Regions from separate parts of the Homo sapiens genome. Here region 1 is linked to region 2. Evidence: chromatin contacts called from ENCODE Hi-C or POLR2A ChIA-PET data. All regions are on one chromosome and are shown on one strand. Each heading gives the region's core, a stretch centred on a gene start or an enhancer-like site at or near the end of the contact. The rest is flanking DNA. Distances are from core to core; before and after follow the strand shown.

Region 1 (3,146 bases), core at 374-2,873, 71 kb before region 2:
TAGTACCAAAATGTGGCCAATCCAGGCTTTGCATAAGTCACAGCAGCGTTCACCAGTGCCCGGGCCTTTTCTGCAAAGTTACAGACAAATTGGGCTATGGTTCTGGAATGGAAAGTTCGTCACCCCGAACAGCCGGCTGAATGTCTACCTGTAACTTCTTGATACCACCTGCTTGCTGTAAACTTTTCCCTTAAAAACAAGGTTTTTCCAAGGGAAAACAAGGTTGAAACCAAAAGGTTTATTTGCAAATACCCTGGGTTTTCCCAGAAAGAATTTCAGGCAGCTTCCTTGCCCTTTGGCCTCATTGCTTACAAGTGACTTTTTCCTTTGCTGCATGTGCTGTGATATTTTTCTCTTTCTGTCTCCCTTTTTCTTTTTCTCTTTTTCTTTCTTTCTTTCTTTCTCTTTCTTTCTTTCTTTCTTTCTTTCTTTCTTTCTTTCTTTCTCTTTCTTTCTTTCTTTTTTCCTTCCTTCCTTCCTTTCTTTCTTTCCTTTTTTCTTTCTTTCTTTCTTTCCTTCTTTCTTTCTCTCTCTCTCTTTATTTTTTTTCAGGGTCTCATTCTGTCGCCCAGGCTGGAGTGCAGTGGCACACAATCTCGGTTCACTGCAATCTCCACCTCCCAGGCTAAAGTGATCCTCCCACCTCAACCTCCCAAGTAGCTGGGACTGCAGGCATGCGCCACTATGTCCAGCTAATTTTTGTATTTTTTGGTAGAGACAGGTTTTCACTGTGTTGGCCAGGCTGGTCTCAAACTCCTGACCTCAATTGATCCACCTGCTTTGGCCTCCCAAAGTGCTGGGATTACAGGTGTGAGCTCCTGCGCCCAGCCATGCTGTGATAGTTTTTCCTTGGTGCTAGTTCCCTTTCTTAAGCTGGAATTCCATCTCCCACTTGGTCCTTTCAGAGTCCCTTCTTTTGATGCAGGCAAGAAATCCTAATTTAGCATCACTTGTGATTATAATTAAGGTGCTGTTTACTCCCTCTTCCAGATCATTAATGAGGATGTTAAATGAGACCAGAATGAAACCGTGTCCCCATGGCATTCCGCTAGACACCTTCCAACAACTTGACACTCTGCCATTTGCTGTTTCATTACCCTTTGTTTACCTTGTGAGCTCAGGCCCTTGCTTTTGAAGGAGGCAGAAAGCTTACTATTTCTACTGCTGCATAGATGCCACTTAAAGGGTGGGGCTGTTAAAACCTGGCAGATTGTAAATGCATCCTTTTGAGTTTGAATTAAATGTGGATTATGAATAGAGCATTGTCAGTAAATACTGTTGCTCTCCCTCCTCTCAGATGCCTTTGTTTGCTCTTGACTTTCTGCAGCTGTTGTCTTTCTGGGAGCAGAGAAGGGTAGCTGTTTGCTGTATGCAAAGATATTGCTTGGATCAGCTTAACTACAAGTGTAAAGTTACACTGTTGCATGTGAAAGATGTGGTAGATGGATTGCATTCATGGCTCTAGTTTTTCTCTCCTCCCCATATCCATGCCCTTTACTGAAGTAACTTTGCAGTACACTCCCAACTCTGACTCTGCCAAGCCATGTGACTTTCTTTGACAAATGGGATTTTAGCAGACATAATGCAAGTGTAAGCTTGGAAAAAAGCACTACGTGTCTGCTTGCACTCCTGAGCCTCCACCATTGCTGTGAAAACATGCCTGGGAGAGCCTGCTGGAAGACAGTACCCAGAGCAGCGCCCCAGTCTCTCCAGTTGACTAGCCAGGACCAGCCTAGATCTTCTGACAACTGGATGACCTTCAGATATGTGAGTGAAACCAGCAGAATTTGCAAGCTGACCACCACCAGATGCATGAGCAATAAGTATACTGCTTATGAGGTCTTGTTTGTTATACAGCCTCAGCTATGGCAATAGATAGCTGATACAATAGCACACATTTGGAGCTTTGTGGACTGGGAACTCATTGATCTTCCAAAGATTTTCCACATGGTGGGTCCCTGACACGATCCTTTACAAGAAATGAGAAGGAAAAGTTTTCTAAATAGAGATTCAGAAGGACAAAACAGGCTCTAGCATCTACAGTAACCTTTAAGAGACAAGGAGCAAGGGAGAAAAGAGCCTCCATGGAGACTTCCAGAATATGCAGGGCACTAAAAAAACTCCTTTTTCCTTTCTCTTTCTCTCTCTCTTTTAAGTAAAACAAGGTCTCACTGTACTGCCCAGGTTGGTTTCAAATTCCTGGGCTCAAGTGATCTTCCGACCTTGGTCTCCCAAAGTGGTAGGATTATAGGCGTGAGCCACTGCACCTGGCCTTCTTTTTCCAATGAAGACAGAAAAGAGAAATGAAGGGTGACCTAATAATTAGAATGCACTGACTCTCCCCTAACCCTAGGCACTGGTTTGCTGTTTCATTTTCAAATATTTGCCTCCGGAAACAGTCAAATCACTCAGGCTACAGCCGAAAAATGCTCCTTTGGTTTATGGCAACGCCATTGTTACAGGAAAGGGGTTCCGATCCAGACCCTAAAAGAGGGTTCTTGGATCTTGTGCAAGAAAGAATTCAGGGTGAGCCATACAAAAAAGTGAAAGCAAGTTTATTAAGAAAATAAAGGAATAAAATAATGGCTGCTTTATAGACAGAACACCCAGAGGGCTGCTGGTTGTCTATTTTTATGGTTATTTTTCCATCATATGCTAAACAATGAGTGGATTATTCATGCCTCCCCTTTCTAGACTATATAGGGTAAGTTCCTGACATTGCCATGGCATCCATAAACTGTCATGGCGCTGGTGGAAGTGTAGTAGTGAGGATGACCAGCGGTCACTCTCATGACCATCTTGGTTTTGATGGGTTTTCAGTGGTTTCTTACTGCAACTTGTTTTATTACCAAGGTCTTTATGACCTGTGTCTTGTATCTCCTGTCTCATCCCGTAACTTAGAATCCCTTAACCATCTGGGAATGCAGCCCAGTAGGCCTTAGCCTCATTTTACCCAGCTCCTATTCAAGATGGAGTTGCTCTGGTTCACACGCCACAGACACTGAGACAGGTGGCCTTACGAAGATGGGTAAAGCCTGGAAAAGGAGTTTGCACTCCTTACTCTGAGTGGAGGCACATGCTTCTTAAGTGCACAAGCTTCTGAAGACACAGCCTCTACTTGCTCCTTGGGGCTTTTTTTTTTCTTT
Region 2 (3,510 bases), core at 230-2,729:
ATGCTTCATAGCGGGGGTGGGCCTCATCCAATCAGTTGAAGGCCTTAAGAAAAAAGACTGAGATCCTCCAAAGAAGAAGGAATTCTGCCTCCACACTGCCTTTGCACTGAAGACTGCAACATCAATTCCTGGCAGAATTTCCAGCCTGCTGGCCAGCCTTACATATCTCAGACTTGCCAGCCCTCATAATCGTGTGAGCCAATTCCTTAAAAATAAATCTCTTTCTATGTTTAAGTCTGTATCTCTATCGTGTATAATAGGATATATGCACACACTCTATTTGTTCGGTTTCTCTGGAGACCTCTGACTAATATAATACCTTATGCCTTTCTGGTAGATGAATAAGATGATGATAATGACAATGACGGTGCCCATTTTTTAGTCCCTACTATATGCCAGATGCTTTTCTTGAGCTATCACAAATGAAGAAATCAAAGTGAGTTGAAATAACTCACCCAAAGTCAGAGAGCTAGAAAGCGACAGAGAATGGAGCCAGCTTTCTGGTCCTAATCACTAGAACAAATATTTCTAAGATTTCTCTGGCAATCCGTTTTCTAAGCAGTCTAAAGATGCATTATGGCAAAAATTAGGCAGCCAACTATGTTTTCCAGATGTGGTATCTTATTCTTTGAAAAACGATAGTCCACTGGGCAAGTCATATTTGTGTAAATGTAGTATAATATTTGGAATTAAAAGAAAGAGGAAATCTATTTACTTCCTTTCCAAATTCATTACCACAGCAACTCCAATACCTGTCACCTGGAACTCAAAAACCAAGTTCCATCTGGATGACAGAAGACAAAAGACTATTCCTGCCTTTTTCCGTTGGTTTTGGGTTTGGAGATGTTTGGGTTTTGCACGGGGGAGAGTGATGATAAATGATCCTGAAGCCCGAGCTTTCTCTTTGCATGCAGCCTGGCCCTCAGGAGCATAAGCTAATGTTCCAGAGAGATGAAAAAGAGATAGAGTTTGAGGGCGGCTGCCACCTGTCCCCGTGTAGTACGTGCAATACAGGTGCCATTTATTTCACCTGTCACACGTACACAAATATGTAAACCTCAGGAAAATCAGCTTTCCATCTTTCTCTGAGAAACTTGGTGTGAGCTTTGGAAATTAAAAAAAAAAAAGGTGGGGAGCATCCTTCACATGCTCTTATTTTTAGCTCCTCTCTCCTTTGCAGAATGGCTAACGCCAACTCAAACTATTTCTGCAAAGAGTTGCTGGGGACAAAGTGGAGATGTGGGTAGGCCTCCTTGAGCCAGGCTCTCAGAAGCAGGTGAGATGCAAGATAAAGCAATCGCTTTTCAACCACCTTTGACGTAAGTGCTGGAGATTTCTTCAATTAGCTTAATCCTTTCCTCCTGACATACACTTTACAGGAAAGCAAATGCCATAATTATCCTCCCCCATCCTCTCTAATCCCTGTCTGTGTGGCATGCCGACAGATGCTTTTCTGCTTGCCCGCGCTGCCAGCCTCTTGGAGCCCAGTGCCACAATGAGGCGGGCTGTGTGTGACAGATTGCTAAATCTGGCCTCCTCGAAGCAGGAGACTCGGCGTTCAAGTGGCGCCGGCTGCTCACGCCTCCCTGTGGGGCCGAGGCAGGCCTGGCTTTGGGCAGGCCCAGAAAGTTCTGGAGGGCTGCCTTGTGACTCAGACAATCCCTTGCAGAGATGGCCAGCCCTCCAACACTGACACAGCCCATCACGGGTAGCTTGCTTCGTTTAGGATTTCAATCTGGGACCCTGCCAGGAAAGGCCTTTTTCCACCAGGGAAGAGTGTCCAGCACCCAAATACCATGGCAAGCATGGGGTGTCTGTCACTTGATAGCAACAAGAAAGTTACCTGATCTTATCCCACTGACTAAATGCAACAGCGGCCCATCTGTTGGCAGCCATGTACTCATCTATATATATCTGTTATTTACATCCTTAACACATTATATATTTTTTTTGAGGTCACTATTTTGGATCCAGGAACTGTTATTAGAATTCAGTCCTACCTCTGACTTCCTATGTAACCCTTGAGTCACAGCCTCTGAGCCTCAGTTTCCTCATCTGTATGTTTGTAACCATTTTCTTTTGCAAGATCTTTGTGAAGATTGAGTAATATCATCAATACAATGCAGCTAGTATATAGTGGGTACTTAACAAATGTGATTTATTAATGAGACTAACTATAGCATAGTAACATTACTGCTATTACTAATAATGTATACTTTGCTAGTGCTTTAGTTCATTCTAGTTTTCAAAATAATTTCATATAACATTTCTTTATCTTCTGCAGAGGCAGATATCATATCCCATTTTATTTTTCAGATAAGGTTTGAGATGCTGGAGATCATAGAGATCAGGGGTTTGCATACTATGGCCAGTGGACCAAATCCGACCCACTGTCTGTTTGTGTAAATAAAGTTTTATTGAAACACAACCATGTCCATTCAGTTCTGCATTGTCTGTGGCCACCTTTGCACTGCAAAGGCAGAGTTGAGAAGCATAGGCTTGCAAAACTTAACGTATTTCCTATCTGACTCTTTACAGAAAATGTTTGCTGACCTCTGACATAGATGATAAGTGGTGGAACCAGGAGTGAAATAATGCACCTGTCTATGGATGCCTCAATCTAGGGTTATATCAGGAACATGCCTTCTCTAAATGAAAAAAGCAATGGTGGCAGCAGACAGCAAAATAATTCTGAAATTGTTTTTGTATGTTTTTAATCTACCTAAAATATATTTCTGCATCTCTTAATATAGTGTGCACAGCAGTGTCCCACATCCAGAGCTTAAGGTAGTTCAGAACTTGGGCCCCCAGGCAATGCCCTGAACTAGAGTCCACACATCAAGCTCCTGGCAGAGCCAGGGTGGGAACTGCAGCTTCTGATTCTGGAATAATTTCTCATGAAGGCTTGTTTCTCATCATTATCTCCATACAAATATTTCTTGTTACTTATTCTATGTTCTTCTCGCTCACATTTTCCCCTCTTCCTGAACTCAACTAAGTCTAAGGGCTCTTAGAAGCATCCCAAAGTGTTGCCAAGTGGCCTGGGGTTGCTCTCAGAGGTTCAGAGGTACAAATCCTACAGGCAGAAACACAGCTCTTTTGGCCCTTTCCTGCTTTCTCCCCTCCCCCAATATACCGTATTTCCCAGAAGTCTACTGCGTGCCAAGCCCAATCCTGGATGCTGGGGAGACATCTGCGGAGGACAAGACATGATAAGAAGCACACAGTCTAGTGGGGAAAAGTGGGCCCAGAAAGTAAAGGAGTCACGATAAAATAGGATCAATTATTTGCTAAGGGCATGCAAATTGTTCAGTGGGTCTGGAATGAGAATTTGAAAGAAAACTGTGAGACATGGTTGAAGTTGGAGAAGTACAGAAGGGGAAAGCTCCCTCGGGGCCTTATATCAATGCTAAGGGGTTTGCATTATTTCCTGAAAGGACTAGGGAGTCCTTGAGGATTCAAGACAGGGAGCAACCTCAGCCTGTCCTCACATCTGCAGGGCCTACAGCC

The links. Hi-C counts contacts between places; a loop is a spot of excess contacts on that map. ChIA-PET counts read pairs that join two places held with the same protein, here RNA polymerase II (POLR2A).
Region 1: a map of GM12878 shows a loop between it and region 2 (3-fold over the local background). The contact joins the promoter of LINC02473 here to the enhancer-like site in region 2. A Hi-C loop is called at or near these places in 2 of 168 maps with a recorded cell type or tissue (GM12878 and IMR-90) and 1 of 37 single-sample maps with no recorded cell type. POLR2A ChIA-PET finds 5 or more read pairs at or near these places in 2 of 52 experiments (MCF 10A and Panc1).

Annotation. Positions count from the first base shown.
Region 1 is chr4:24,658,277-24,661,422 of GRCh38, forward strand. It overlaps LINC02473 (long intergenic non-protein coding RNA 2473), which reads left to right and starts at 1,624. Exons shown (of 2, transcript NR_183976.1): 1 at 1,624-1,767. It also overlaps the pseudogene ATP5MGP3. RefSeq lists an enhancer at 1-279.
Region 2 is chr4:24,729,217-24,732,726 of GRCh38, forward strand. No RefSeq gene overlaps it. Among named protein-coding and RNA genes, the nearest start is that of SOD3, 65 kb to the right of the region's middle. RefSeq lists an enhancer at 1,081-1,581. Within about 2 kb of position 1,480, at least 5 of the 41 ENCODE cell types and tissues checked have a DNase peak (open chromatin) inside an H3K27ac peak, as active enhancers do.